Regions from separate parts of the Homo sapiens genome. Here region 2 is linked to region 1. Evidence: chromatin loops called from intact Hi-C (ENCODE). Cell type or tissue: Calu3. All regions are shown on one strand.

Region 1 (8,000 bases):
CCCCAGCCATCAAAATGCATCTTTCTCTTCCTAAGACAATTCCAAGGAACGCTTAAGTTAGAGTTCATAATTTCACATGTAATAATTTGCAAGCAGCAGTCCAAATGGATCTCAGGTGCAGCTTCTATAAATGGTAAACTCTCAAGGCTTGCCAGCTGCAGGTGTGTCCTGTAAGCAAACCGGTTATAAGAGCAATTCGTTCTGTGAAAGATACTGCGCGATGACTTCTCTGAAAATATCCCATGGAATAAAAGGGGTTCTGTTTGTGCAGAAGCACAACTGACAATTGCATCCCAATAGAAACATTAAAAACAAACAATCTAATGGACATTTGAAAGAATCAGAACTCTCCTGAGAGCCTAGTAAATCCAGGTGCATACTCTCAGCTTGTGCTGTGGGGCCCAAGAAGAAAAACTGGGCAGTAACTCAGGTTGGCAGTTTTGCAGGGGGAGATGAGAGGCCTCTAGAGGGAGAGAAGCAGAGATGATGACCAGCAGAAGCATCCACATCTGTGCAGCAATCAAAACAGTTGGATGGGGTCGGGTGCAGTGGCTCACACCTGTAATCCCAGCACTTTGGGAGGCCAAGGCAGGTGGGTCACATGAGGCCAAGAGTTCGAGACCAGCCTGGCCAACATAGCGAAACCTCATCTCTACTAAAAATACAAAAATTAGCTGGATGTGGTGGTGTGCACCTGTAATCACAGCTACTCAAGCTAACCAAGGCTGTGGCATGAGATTTGCTTGAACCCAGGAGACGGAGGTTGTGGTGAGCCAAGATCACGCCACTGTACTCCAGCCTGGGCAGCAGAGAAAGACTCTGTCTCAAAAAACAAAACAAAGGTGGATGGGAGTGAGCTGATGGCTACGTGGCAGGGTCCCCTTTCTGCCAGGAGCAGGTCATCATTTCATGACCTCTGCTTCCCTTTGATAGTTTTATTCCTCTCCCTACAAACACTTCTACCTCTGCCTGGCATTCCAGGCATTCCTGCCTGCTGTCCAACAGGCCAGGATCCGCAGACACTAAATCAACCTCATGACACCATTGCATTAACAGTGGGGCTCCTGAGATGAAATGAGGAGACAATGTTGTTTTCTCACTTGGCCATTCGAATCCATCTTTTGGGCTGGTTCTTCCTCTACTGTTCAGATAAAAACTAAGATGAATCACTTAGCTCTTAGTCACTGTCAAATAACAAAAAGTCTTCCGATGATGTCATCATTAAAAATTAGTCTCGGTTCAGTGATGAATATGTCCAGTCTAGTGCAATAAGTAAAACTGTAATCTTCATTAAAAGTTAAAGTCTTCCCTCTCAGCTAAGGTCTGCACAGGAACAGGAGGCTTGTGGCTTCTCTCTCTCATTTCTGGCCTTCCACTCCCACAACTGGACACCCCCTCACTTAGGTGCTTCTGGTTCCCAGGGACTGAATTCTCCAAAAATCCTCTTCAGCCATTCTAATTGATGCCAGACACTTTTATGCCTTTCATGTGGGCAATGAATTAAGAGTTGCAAAACTGGCTTTGACCCCCTAAATCATTGATTCATTCAACCAATTCATTAAAATATCCATTTGACTTTTTGATTTAATAATTATTTATTAAATATCTGCTGTATGCTGAACACTGTGCTAGATACTGCAAGAAGACACACTCCCTACCATCCAAAAAATTTCCCTGTAGTTCAGATGAGAAAAGATGTACACAATTAGACCACAAGACCATGTATGCTAAGGGCCTTGTTGTCCGTGAGGACAGTAAGTGCTACAATAAATCAGCGAAGGAAACTGCCCTTTCCATTGGGGAGTATTGGAGATGACTTTACGAAGAAGTGGGATTTGGTTTTTTGTTTTTGTTTTGTTTTGTTTTTTTGAGATGGTGTCTTGCTCTGTCACCCAGGCTGGAGTGCAGTGGCTCGATCTCGGCTCGCTGCAACCTCCACCTCCAGGATTCAAGTGATGCTCCTGCCTCAGCCTCCTGAGTAGCTGAGATTACAGGCACCCGCCACCACACCCTGCTAATTTTTGTATTTATAGTAGAGACAGGGTTTCGCCCTATTGGCCGGACTGGTCTCGAACTCCTGACCTCAGGTAATCCGCCCACCTTGGCCTCCCAAAATGCTGAGATTACAGAGGTGAGCAACTGCACCCGGCCTGGAAGGGGGATTTGAACTTGAATCTTAAAGGCTGTGTAATAATAGCTCAATCGATGTTTTACATGCATATTATTACTTAATCTCTGTAACAACTTTATGAGGTAGGGACTATTATTATCTGCAGTTACACATAAGAAAATTGAAGCATAGCAATATCAAGTAACACGCCCAAGTTCACATAAGTGGGAGGTGAAGTATCAGAGATTCAAGTCTAGAGCATGGGAGAATTTTCCAGAATGAGAGGTAGAGGTGGAAAGTGTTATAAACTGGAAAACAAAGGGAAGAAAGATACAAAATGGTCATGGTGTGGATTAACATGACATCCCATTTTGACATAAGGGAATAATCTCAGGAGGCCTGTTACTGCTTAACAGGCAGATGGAAGATGACTTGAAGAATTAGATGAGGCAGTTTGGACTCAGTCATCTCCAAAGTGAGCAGCCATTAAGCACCTTTCACAAAAGAGCACATCCAGTAGGTGCTGCTTCCATCTATGTTCTCCCACTTCCCCTAGTGCTAACTGCATGAAATTTTCTTCAGCTCAACCCTGTCTTCATTTCACCTCTTTATTTCTTTATTTTGGAAGCAGGATTTGATCTAACAACTCCTATATGAGGAGAGTCTCTATCTGCACAGTTCATTTTTGTTACTTTCCTTTTCCGTAATTAGATAAATAAAAATGCCCATCAAAAGTCTCCAGTAGGGGGCTGGGCACAGTGGCTCACACCTGTAATCCCAGCACTTTTGGGAGGCTGAGGCAGGTGGATCACTTGAGCCCAGGAGTTTGAGACTAGCCTGGCCAACATGGTGAAACCCAGTCTCTACTAAAAATACAAAAATTAGCCAGGCATGGTGGTGTGTCCCTGTAATCCCAGCTACTCAGGAGGCTGAGGCAGGAGAATCGCTTGAAGCCGGGAGGCAGAGGTCGCAGTGAGCCGAGATTGATGGCACCACCGCACTCCAGCCTGAGCGACAGAGCAAAGACTCTGTCTCAAAAAAAAAAAAAAAAAGGTTTCCCAATAGGGAAGGCTGCTTGAGTTTAATCTTTTAGTGTGTTTGGGGGCTGGGTGCAAAAAGTGAGACGTCTGAGAGAGGAGGAAGAGTAGCCAATATTAAGGGATAAAATAGCTGGATGACCTGGAGGGATAGAGCTGTCAAAATGGAAGAAAAATTCATTTATGTGCTCAGGAAAGACAGTAGCTTATGATTTTCAGTGGGCCTTAGGAACTGTAATCTAAACTGCCATTTAGCCACAAGGATGCCTTTTTATTTATTTTTTAAATTGCAAATTGCCTATTGCTATGATTCATAGAGTGATGTCCTTATACAATGATGAAAACTAATGGTTTTTCTTCAAAAATCAACTTCAAAGTGCTGCTCCTTCATCTCTCCTGTGTCACCATTTCCCCTCCAAGCCAATGTCTACCCATATATGCTTTTCATCCCGAAAAATAGTCAAATGCATCACTAAGATTTGGGTATCTAATAATTCCCCCCAACTCCGATGTATTTGACTAGACTCCCTGACTACTACTTTTTTTTTTTCTAAATTAGAAAGAAACGAACAAAACAACAAACAACAAGTGTGAGACAGCTGGAGAGAGAATGAGTTAAAACTTCAAAACTCGAGTGTGCAGGCTGTTCCTGGGTCTGGCCCTGTCATTGTAATTCCTGTAGGGGTTCCTATAACTTCTCCTGTGAGTAAAGTACAAGAGGGAATTCTGAAAGCATTAGACACAAACTACTTGATATTTTTCCATGTGGTTTTCACCACTTCTTAGAATAGGTATGGTCTCAAATTTTGGATTCTTTCTTCAGGCTTTTTTTTTTTAAATAACTTTTGAAACCCTGTTTGTGATTTCTAAAAAGAGCAGCAAATGTTTCAAGGAAAAAAGGAAAAAAAAAAAAGGTACATGAGAGGCCAATCTAGGAGATTTACAGTGAGGAGCTGATGAGTTCTGTAAAAGTTGTGTTCAGCTCTGTTTCACCTGTGAGTTCCTGTACTTTTTTCTTTTTGTAATCACAATTATTATCCTGTAGCCACATGATAGGAAATGCTGTTATAGATGAAACAAAGACAGGCAGCATCTGGGCCACAGATTAGATAATAATGAAATTCTTTGTGGTTGACAAGAGAAAAATAATGGGTAATACAAAACTGTAATCATATTTTTCATGCATTAGCTACCTATAAATTGCATACCCTGAATATAAGCTGTTGCTGTGAAACTTTAAATGTTTAAGATTAAAAAAATGAACAAATCAGAGCTTATCATTTCAAGTCTCAATTTTGTGTTTTTCCCACAGAAATATACTCTAGGTTTCCAGAAAGTTCTCTCGAATTTTTGTTAATGGACGTCCAAAAGGTACCTGAGTTGCCTGCCCTGGCTTCTTTTTTTTCTTTTGAGACGGAGTTTCATTCTTTTTGCCATGGCTGGAGTGCAGTGGCGCTATCTCAGTTCACTGCAATCTCCTTCTCTGGGGTTCAAGGGATCCTTCTGCCTCAGCCTCCCCAGTAGCTGGGATCACAGGCGGGCACCACTAACGCCCGGCTAATCTTTGTATTTTTTGGTTGAGACAGGGGTTTCACCATGTTGGCCAGGCTGTTCTCGAACTCCTGACCTGAAGTGATCCTCCCGCCTCGGCATTCCAAAGAGCTGGGATTGTAGGCACGAGCCATCGTGCCCGGCCACCCTGGCTTCATCTTTCACGTTTATAAATAGGCGTGGCCGATTGAAGACTGCACAGATACAACTGTGTACCAGAAAGTATGACTGCAGAATTTTCTTTTCCAGAAACTGCAGTGGAGCCCTCCTGTGGCTAATTTAATCCAGCCAGTTTTCCCTGATCTAAGCAGAAAAACGTATAAAGAAGCAGCTGTAGCTGCCGCCGTCGCCTGAGGGGAGCGAGAAGAGGCAGCGGCGACCAGGGAGAAAACGCGGAGTCCCCACCGGAGAGCAGCCGCCGCCAGACAGCCGCCCGCCCACCCGTTCGCCCGTCCCCCTGCCGCATTCACAATGCAGCCTGCTTTTGCAAAGTGGTACGATCGAAGGGACTGTGTCTTCACTGAATCTTGTGTTGAAGACAATAAGGATGTTAATGTAAATTTTGAAAAATCCAAACTTACATTCAGTTGTCTTGGAGGAAGTGATAATTTTAAGCATTTAAATGAAATTGGTCTTTTTTACTCTATTGATCCAAATGATTCCAAGCATAAAAGAACGGACAGATCAATTTTATGTTGTTTACGAAAAGGAGAATCTGGCCAGTCATGGCCAAGGTTAACAAAAGAAAGGGCAAAGCTTAACTGGCTTAGTATGGACTTCAATCATTGGAAAGACTGGGAAGATGGTTCAGATGAAGACAGGTCTAATTTTGATCGTTTCTCCGAGATGATGAACAACATGGGTGGGGATGAGGATGTAGATTTACCAGAAGTAGATGAAGCAGGTGATGATTCACAAGACAGTGATGATGAAAAAATGCCAGATCTGGAGTAAGAAATATTTCATCACCTGGATTTTGAGAAAGAAAATAACTTCTCTGCAAGATTTCATAATTGAGAGAATTCCTCAGTTGATAGCCCTAAAGGCAGATGCTGTATTTGCCTACTTTAACCCATTTTTCAACCTGTTTGTTTTTTAAAAGGCTTCACTAAGGGTTTATATGTACCATTGTATGGAGCAATTTGAAGTCAGCTAAGGCAATAACCTTATGCATGAACATTTCCCAGACTTTCATGAAGCTGTTGAGGTCCTAGGCAATTGATGCAGCAGTTGTGATAAATAAAAACATCTCACCTAAGTCTCCTTTTCTTCATAACATAGATACTGACGTGATAGGAAGCTCTGGGCTTAGGTAAAGAGAACAAAATTTTAGTTTATAGGGGAGAGAATGACATTACTCCCCAGAGCACAGAGAGTGCACACCCCCCTGTGATATTATTCATAATATCCAGGGAGGGAGAGGATGACATTAGTCTCCATATCGCAGGGTGAGTACATTCCCCTTGTGATATTGTTCGAAATATCCAGGGAGGGGGAGAGGATAACATTACTCCCTATATAGGAGGGGTGTGCACCCCCCTGTGATATTGTTTATAATATCCAGGAAGGGAGAGGGTGACATTACTCTCAATATCACAGGGGATGTACCCCATCCCGTGATATTGTTCATAATATTCAGGGAGGGGGAAGATGATATTACTCCCAATATCGTAAACACCCTGTGTGTACGCCTTCTGTAATATTTTTCATAATATCCAGTGGGAGGAGAGGATGATATAACTCCCAGTGTTGAAGGGGGTGTACAACCCCCTATGATATTGCTGGTAATATCCAGAGAGGGAGAGGTTGATATTTCTGCCAATATCGCAGGGGATGTACACTCTGCTGTGATATTGTTCGTAATATCAAGAGAAGGAGAGGATGATGTTACTCCCAATGTCGCAGGGAGTGTACAACCCCTGTGATACTGTTCGAAATATCCAGGGTGGGGAGAGAATGATATTACTCCCAATATCATAAAAACCCTGTGTGTACACCCCCTGCTGTATTGTTCGTAATATCCAGGGGAAGAGAGGATGATATTACTCTCAATATTGCAGAGGGTGTACAGCCCCTTGTGATACTATTTGTAAAGAGCAGGGGAGGGTAAGATGATGCTACTCCCAATATTGCAGGGTATGTACATTCCCCTGTGATATGGTTCCTAATTTCCAGGGGGAGATAGGATGATATTACTCCCAATATCTCAGGAGGTGTACATACCCCTGTGATAGTCTTCGTAATATTAACTAGAACAGAGGATGATATAACTGCCAATATCACAGAGAATGTACACCTTCCTGTGATATTTTTCATAATATCGAGCGGGGGGAGAGGATAAAATTATTCCCAATATCACAGGGGGTGTACACAACACTGTGATATTGTTTGTAATATCCATGGGGGGAAAGGATGATATTACTCTTAATATCGCAGGTGGTGTACATTCTCCTATAATATTGTTCATGATATTCAGGGTGGAAAAGGATATTACTCCCAATATCGCAGGGGATGTACACCCCCTTATGATATTGTTTGTAATATTCAGGGTGGGAGAGGATATTACTCCCAATATCGCAGGCGGGGTACATTCCCCTATGATATTGCTCATAATATCCACGGGAGGAGACGATGATATTTCTCCCAATGTAGCAGAGGGTGTACACGCCCCTGTGATATGATATACAATATCCAGGGGGGAAGTGAATGATATTACTTTCAATACGCAGGGGGTGTACACGCCCCTGTGATATTGTTCGTAATATACAGGGGGAAAGAGGATGATATTACTCCCAATATCCCAGGGAGTGTACACCCTCCTGTGATATTGTTCGTAATATCCAGGGGAGAGAGGATGATATTACTACAAACATCATAAGGGGTGTACATCCCCTTGTGATATTTTTGAAATATCCAGGGGGGAAAGAATTATGTTGCTCCCAATATCACAGGGGTTGTACACCCCCCTGTGATATTTTTCATAATATCCAAAAGGGGAGAGGATGCTATTACACCCCATATCGCAGGAGGTGTACACCCCTCTGGGATATTGTTCATAATATCCAAGGGGGAAGAGTATAATATTACACTTAATATCACAGAGGGTGTACACCCCTATGTGATATTGTTCGTAATATCTAGGAGGAAGAGGGTGATATTACTCCCAATATCGAGTGGGGTGTGCACCCCCCTGTGATATTGTTCATAATACTCAGGGTGGGAAAGGATGATGTTACTCCCAATATCGCAGGGGTGTACACCTTCTGTGATATTGTTCATATTTTTCAGGAAGGGAACGGATA
Region 2 (8,000 bases), 260 kb before region 1:
GCTCGCCAGCACACCCAGATAATTTTTTTTGTATTTTTAGTAGAGAAGGGATTTCACCATGTTGGCCAGGCTGGTCTTGAACTCCTCACCCCAGGTTATCCACCAGCCTCGGCCTCCCAAAGTGCTGGGATTACAGGTGAATTGTACATTTTAAATGGGTGGATTTTATGGTATGTGAATTACATCTCAATAAAGCTGTTTTTAAAAAAGGTTACCATGAAAGCAAATTAATTGCTTGATTGATTAAACATTAACTGACGAAAACTGGTATTCAGTAGTAGCCCATGATGCGGATAGAAAAATATTTGAATCGTATGTCTGTTGACATGAGAACACATTCAAAAAATATGAGGCCAAAGAGTCTTTATAAAGCAGTTTCTACAATACAATCCCATTTTTATTTGCGAACAAAAGGATATGTTTATTCAAACTGTATGTATGGATGCCCACATTGCCAGGAATCGTTCTGAGTGTTTGTGAACTATCAGTGAATAGGTCCTTGTTATCGTGGAGCTTACATTCGAATATGGGGAAAGCCCATAAGTAATAAGCATAATAGGCCGGGCGCAGTGGCTCACGCTTGTAATCCTAGCACTTTAAGAGGCCAAGGTGGGTGGATCACTTGAGGTCAGGAGTTCAAGACCAGCCTGACCAACATGGTGAAATCTTGTCTCTACTAAAAATACAAAAAATTAGCCGGGCGTGGTGGTGCATGCCTGTAATCCCAGCTACTTGGGAGGCTGAGGCAGGATAATTGCCTGAACCCAGGAGGCAGAGGTTGCAGTGAGCCAAGATCACGCCACTGCACTTCAGCCTGGGTAACAGAGCAAGACTCTGTCTCAAAAAAAAAAAAGAAAGGAATAAGCATAATAAATAAGTGGATTGCATAGGATGTTAGAAGTGTAAAAGGACCATGATGGGTTGGAGAGGGTAAAGAAGAGGGTCTGGGAGTGCAGGGGAAGAGCATGTCGCAGTGTTCAGTGGGGTGGTGCTCAGTCCTCATTGAGAAAGTGAGAAGGTGAGCAAAGACTCATGTTAGACAAGTGGTGGCTGAGGGAAGAGCAAGGCCCTAAAGCAAGTTTGAGCCTCCTCAATTCAGCAGCCCAGGAACAGGCAGGAGACCAGCATGGCAGCAGCAGAGAAAACAAGGCATGTGCAGGGCTGCCTCACTTTATTGAGCTTTACTTTATAACACTTTTCAGAGACTGCATTTCTTACAAATGGAAGGTTCGTGGCAACCTTCTGCATTAGCACCATTTTTCCAACCACATGCCTTCACTTTGCGTCTCTGTGTCTCATCTGGGTAATTCTCACAATATTTCACTTTTTAATTATTATTATATATGTTATGCTGCTTGATAATTGTCTTTGACATTACTATTATAATTTTGGGGGTTGCCATGAACTGTGCCCCTGTAAGATAGCAAACTTCATCAATAAATGTTATGTGTGTTCTGTTTCACACACCAGACATTTCCCCATCTCTCTCCTCAGGCCTCCCTATTTTCTGAGACGCAACAATATTGAAATTAGGCCAATTAAGAATCCTACAATACCGGCCGAGCAGAGTGGCTCACACCTGTAATCCTAACACTTTGGGAGGCTAAGGCGGGTGGATCACTGGAGGCCAGGAGTTTGAGACCAGCCTGGCCAACATGTGAAACCCCATCTCTCCTAAAAATACCAAAAATACAAATCGCTCCTAAAAATACAAAACAAAAACAAAACAATACACCTAGCCAGGCATTGTGGCACATGCCTGTAATTCCAACTACTTGGGAGGCTGAGGCAGGAGAATTGCTTGAACCTGGGAGGTGGAGGTTGCAGTGAGCTGAGATTGCGCCACTGCACTCCAGCCTGAGCAACACAGTGAGACTCCATCTCAATCAATCAATCAATCAATCAATCAAAAATCCTACAATAGCCTGTAATCCCAGCACTTTAAGATGCTGAGGCAGGCAGATCACTTGAGTCCAGGAGTTCAACACCAGCCTGGGCAACATGGAGAAACCCTGTCTCTACAAAAACTACAAAAATTAACTAGCATGCTGGTGCACACCTGTAGTCCCAGCTACTTGGGAGGCTGAGATGAAAGAATCACCTGAGCCCAGGAAGTGGAGGCTGCAGTGAGCCAAGATTGTGCCACCACACTCTAGCCTGGGCGACAGAGCAAGACCCTGTCTCAAAAAAAAAAAAAAAAGAATCTTGCAATAACCTCTAAGTGTTGAAGTGAAAGGAAGAATCTCAAGTCTCTCACTTTAAATCAAAAGCTAGAAATAATTAAGCTTAGTGAGAAAGGCATGTTGAAAGCTGAGATACGCAGAAATCTAGGCCTCTTGCACCGAGCAGCTAGCAACCTCCCGGAACCTCGGTTTCCTCCTCATTTGTAAAATGGGGCAAATCTGCTTCCAGTTGTTTTGAACATTAACTTAGGTAATGCATGCAAAGCACATAGCGTCATTGTTGTTATTTGTGAGCCTTAGAAGACTCTGCTATACATGTCTATTATCAGCAGTTAAAAGGTTCACCGAGATGTGACGCATGACTTTCTCCCTCATCTTTATTGCCAAATCCATTTTTCATTCTCGTTTTCCTTTCTCATGTACTTTGAAGACCTCCTTCCTTGGCAGACAGACTTTGCAATCCCAGGGACTCCAAGTTTCCTGCATCACAGTTAGCACCACAGAATTCATCTGGAGCCTGGGGAGAAATGCCCCAGGCGTCCTCCAAACATTTGAAGCTTCTCCAGCTTCACTTGTCTGTTTCTTACTTAGTCTGTGCGCATTCCGCCTAACTTTGTATTTGCTAGATGAAGGGGATAATGATTATGACTGTTTCAGTAAGCAAGAGCAAGTGAGGCAATTAGTTCAATAAATGTTAATTAAGTGCTAACTATATGCAGCTACTGTGAGAGGTGCTGGAAATACAAGATCAGGAAAAGAGCCCATGTCCAGAAGAAGTTCACAAAAATCTCTTAACTATTTTAATCCCAACAACAAAGTAACTTTCCTGGCTATTACATAATGTCACATTTGAATTTCTCAAGATTTCTTTTTTACCTTTCTTGGTCTTACAAACTTCACGTGCCTGAAATTTCTTGTGTTTGCCTTTTTTTCCTCAATAGAGTTGATAGATACCTCTGCTGGATGGGTCTCTCTTGGCAGTCCTGAATAAGCAGTGTTCATGGTGCAAATTAAGCATTTGGAAAGCACATTCATCTTTTTAAATGCAGTATTTAGCAAGTTCTTGCTACCTGGAAAGTGTTCCATAAATATTTGTTTAATCATGAAAAGGATTTTCAAGTTGTCAGGGTACAATTTAATTTCAACATGCTCAGTAAGTTTGGGGAGAGCAGACAGGATGTGCATAATTTGGTATTCTTGGGAATAAGGAGAAGGTGGAGCAATGTCTGGGAACTGAAACTGACACCCAAGAACTTGCATCTGAACTTTGTTTCTTAGACCTGAGCCCCCTTGGAACTCAGCATCAGCCTCAGGTCAGGGCAGGTTGGTGGTTGAAGCATTTAGGGAAGGATGTTTATAACAACTTATTTTTTACTTATTATAGGAGTGCATGCTCATCACAACCAAAATGAGTAATTGAGGTGGTCAGGGGTAGAGCAGGCCTTCAAACTCAGTTATCTGTCCCCTAGAGCAGGGTTGCCCAACCCCCAGTCCATGGCCCAGTAGGAACTGGGCTGCACAGCAGGAGGCGAGCTTCATCTGTATTTACAGCTGCTCCCCATCACTTGCATTTCTGCCTGAGCTCCGCCTCCTGTCAGATCAGCAGGGGCATTAGATTCTCACAGGAGCGTGAACCCTATTGTGAACTGCACATGTGAGGGATGTAGGTTGCACACTCCTTATGAGAATCTAATGCCAGATGATCTGTCACTGTCTCCCATCATGCCCAGGTAGAACCATCTAGTTTCAGGAAAACAAGCTCAGGGCTCCCAGATTCTACATTACGGTGACTTGTCTAACTTTTTGTTATATATTACAACGTAATAAAAATAGAAATAAAGTGCACAACAAATGTAATGCACTTGAATCATCCCAAAACCATCCCCCCAACCCCGGTTCATGGAAAAATTGTCTTCCACAAAACCAGTCCCTCGTGCCAAAAAGGTTGGGAACTGCTCCCCTGGAGTCATGATACAAGACTGTGTCACCTTAGGGCTGAGCTGAGGATCACCTGAGTGATGGGTGACCTTGGGGCTGGGCTCAGAGCCAGTGAGAGGAGTGGGGGACATCTTTATGCTGGGGTTCCAGAAGAGGACAAAGCAGCATTGCCAATATGTTTGTGAGATGTCGTCAGAAAAAGATAAGGTAGAGGAGTGCAGTTATGCAGCAGGTTCAGCAACACTTAGAGATCTCTCACCTACAGATGGATGCTTAGCTCACATTGCTCAAGAGAAAGGAGCATAAATGCAACTTAGCCCCTAAGTTGTACATTTCAAAGACTCAGAAATATGCAGCCAGAGATTTGTTATCAACAGTCATCAAGAGGGAAGGATAAACACGAAAGGCTTGTGGGAATGATAATTGTTAGAATGTCCAAGCATCAATAATTTGTGACAACCTAGGACATCTCAAAAGTCTGTATGTTGGATTGCTTTGAATTGGATTTATCACATCCTATGCTATCGTGAAAAACAAGTTTGAAATGTAAATGAGCAACACATCTTGACCAGCAGGCGGCAGTCTTACCTCATATAATTTCTTTAAAAGCTTGCAGAAAGAATTACAGTAAATTATTTTTTTTTAATTGTACTGAAAATTTATTAGAATGGATTTTTTAAATGCCAAATTCACAACTAAAATGCAATTTATTGCAAAAAATTCAAAATTCCTTTTTGTCTCAGTATAAAAAACATTGAATGTATCTATTAGAAATTAATGAACAATTTTGTAAATGATACAAAAGAAAATTTTAACAAATGGTGAAACATTTTCTTATCTCAGGACACCAAATTAAAAAAAATTTAGGGCAGGTGCGGTGGCTCACACCTGTAATCCCAACTACTTTAGGAGGACAAGGCAGGAGGAACTCTTTTTTTATTTTATTTTATTTTATTTTATTTTATTTTTTTATTGATCATTCTTGGGTGTTTCTCGCAGAGGGGGATTTGGCAGGGTCACAGGACAATAGTGGAGGGAAGGTCAGCAGATAAACAAGTGAACAAAGGTCTCTGGTTTTCCTAGGCAGAGGACCCTTCGGCCTTCCGCAGTGTTTGTGTCCCTGGACTTGAGATTAGGGAGTGGTGATGACTCTTAACGAGCATGCTACCTTCAAGCATCTGTTTAACAAAGCACATCTTGCACCGCCCTTAATCCATTCAACCCTGAGTGGATACAGCACATGTTTCAGAGAGCACAGGGTTGGGGGTAAGGTCACAGATCAACAGGATCCCAAGGCAGAAGAATTTTTCTTAGTACAGAACAAAATGAAAAGTCTCCCATGTCTACCTCTTTCTACACAGACACGGCAACCATCCGATTTCTCAATCATTTCCCCACCTTTCCCCCCTTTCTATTCCACAAAACCGCCATTGTCATCATGGCCCGTTCTCAGTGAGCTGTTGGGTACACCTCCCAGACGGGGTGGTGGCCGGGAAGAGGGGCTCCTCACTTCCCAGTAGGGGCAGCCAGGCAGAGGCGCCCCTCACCTCCCGGACAGGGCGGCTGGCCGGGCACGGGGCTGACCCCCCCCCCCCACCTCCCTCCCGGACGGGGTGGCTGGCCGGGCAGAGGGGCTCCTCACTTCCCAGTAGGGGCGGCCGGGCAGAGGCGCCCCTCACCTCCCGGACGGTGCGGCTGGTCGGGCGGGGGGCTGACGCCCCCACCTCCCTCCCGGACGGGGTGGCTGGCCGGGCAGGGGGCTGACCCCCCCACCTCCCTCCCGGACGGGGCGGCCAGCCAGGCAGAGCGGCTCCTCACTTCCCAGTAGGGGCGGCCGGGCAGAGGCGCCCCTCACCTCCCGGACTGGGCGGCTGGCCGGGCGGGGGGCTGACCCCCCCCACCTCCCTCCCGGACGGGGCGGCTGGCCGGGCGGGGGGCTGACCCCCCCACCTCCCTCCCGGACGAGGTGGCTGCCGGGCGGAGACGCTCCTCACTTCCCAGACGGGGTGGCTGCTGGGCGGAGGGGCTCCTCACTTCTCAGACAGGGCGGCTGCCGGGCGGAGGGGCTCCTCACTTCTCAGATGGGGCGGTTGCCAGGCAGAGGGTCTCCTCACTTCTCAGACAGGGCGGCCGGGCAGAGATGCTCCTCACATCCCGGACCGGGCGGCAGGGTAGAGGCGCTCCCCACATCTCAGACGATGGGCGGCCGGGCAGAGACACTCCTCACTTCCTAGATGGGATGGCGGCTGGGCAGAGACGCTCCTCACTTTCCAGACTGGGCAGCCAGGCAGAGGGGCTCCTCACATCCCAGTCGATGGGCGGCCAGGCAGAGACGCTCCTCACTTCCCAGACTGGGTGGCGGCCGGGCAGAGGCTGCAATCTCGGCACTTTGGGAGACCAAGGCAGGCGGCTGGGAGGTGGAGGTTGTAGTGAGCCGAGATCACGACACTGCACTCCAGCCTGGGCACCATTGAGCACTGAGTGAACGAGACTCCGTCTGCAATCCCGGCACCTCGGGAGGCCGAGGCTGGCGGATCACTCGCGGTTAGGAGCTGGAGACCAGCCCGGCCAACACAGCGAAACCCCGTCTCCACCAAAAAAATACGAAAACCAGTCAGGCGTGGTGGCGCGCGCCTGCAATCGCAGGCACTCGGCAGGCTGAGGCAGGAGAATCAGGCAGGGAGGTTGCAGTGAGCCAAGATGGCAGCAGTACAGTCCAGCTTCGGCTCGGCATCAGAGGGAGACCGTGGAAAGAGAGGGAGAGGGAGACTGTGGGGAGAGGGAGAGAGGGAGAGAGGGAGAGGGAGAGCTAAATTATTTTATTCTATGTGATATCTCAACAGGAATCTAAATATAAAACTCATATTTAGAATGAATTATAAATTGAATATTATTTAATCATACCGTGGCCTGGAGTTCTATGACTAATGATAACTAAACCTGTTCATTCAACTAACTGCAAAAATACAAGACACGTGTAGCTATTACTTGAATTTACCATCAAGACATATTTCAGCACACTAGATAGAAAAGTATAATGTCTAGACTACTCTTAAGTCATAGGGGGGCAAATACAGTTAAATATCAATTTTCCAATTAAGATATTTAATTTATTTTGCCTTCCTATGTCAGGCCTGTATAATTTTATATTACATACCTCAGAAGTCTCATTCATTTTTTTCAAATGTATAAGTTTTCATTCACTCTAAAGAAATATTACTTTCAATGTTTTAGAACGGTTAATGTATGGTTGCAATTTTTATAACATTTAAAAGCATATGTCACATACTTAGTCCATTTTGTGTTGCTATAACAGAATGCCACAAGCTAGGTAATTTATAAGGAAAAGAAGTTTATTTGGCTCATGGTTCTGGAGTCCTGGAAGTCCAAGTGCATGATGCTGACATGTGGTGAAGACTTTAGTGCAGCATGATCCCATGGCAGAAGGCAGAAGGGCAAGAGGGGGTGAGAGCACGAGAGGGCCAAACTTGCTTTTATAACAAACCCACTCCTACAATAACAACATTAATCTATTCATGAGGGCAGAGCTTTCATGGCCTAAACACCTCTTAATGGTCCCACCTATTAAACCTGTCATAGGCTGGGCATGGTGACTCATGCCTGTAATCCCAGCACTTTAGGAGGCCGAAGCAGGTGGATTGCCTGAGGTCAGGAGTTCGAGACCAGCATGAGCAACATGGTGAAACCCCGTCTCTACTACAAATACAAAAACTAGTAGGGCGTGGTGGCAGGCACCTGTAAGCCCAGCTACTTGGGAGGCTGAGACAGGAGAATCGCTTGACCTGGGAGGCAGAGGTTGCAGTGAGCTGAGACCAGGCCATTGCACTCCAGCCTGGGTGACAAGAGCAAAACTCCATC

Evidence for each region. Hi-C counts contacts between places; a loop is a spot of excess contacts. Peaks named below come from ENCODE experiments on the same cell type or tissue, not always from the same donor. Only the 100,000 strongest peaks of a DNase experiment are listed, where the experiment ranks them.
Region 2: it touches region 1 in a loop (7-fold over the local background); 31 of 110 quality-filtered maps call a loop at or near these places.

The regions. Positions count from the first base shown.
Region 1 is chr4:169,788,872-169,796,871 of GRCh38, reverse strand. It overlaps the pseudogene PTGES3P3. Among named protein-coding and RNA genes, the nearest start is that of HPF1, 35 kb to the right of the region's middle. In Calu3, a CTCF peak has its summit at 4,935 (motif pointing left); a DNase peak (open chromatin) is centred at 5,011.
Region 2 is chr4:170,044,652-170,052,651 of GRCh38, reverse strand. No RefSeq gene overlaps it. Among named protein-coding and RNA genes, the nearest start is that of MFAP3L, 22 kb to the right of the region's middle. RefSeq lists an enhancer at 6,648-7,187. In Calu3, no CTCF peak of the experiment used is centred here; a DNase peak (open chromatin) is centred at 4,711.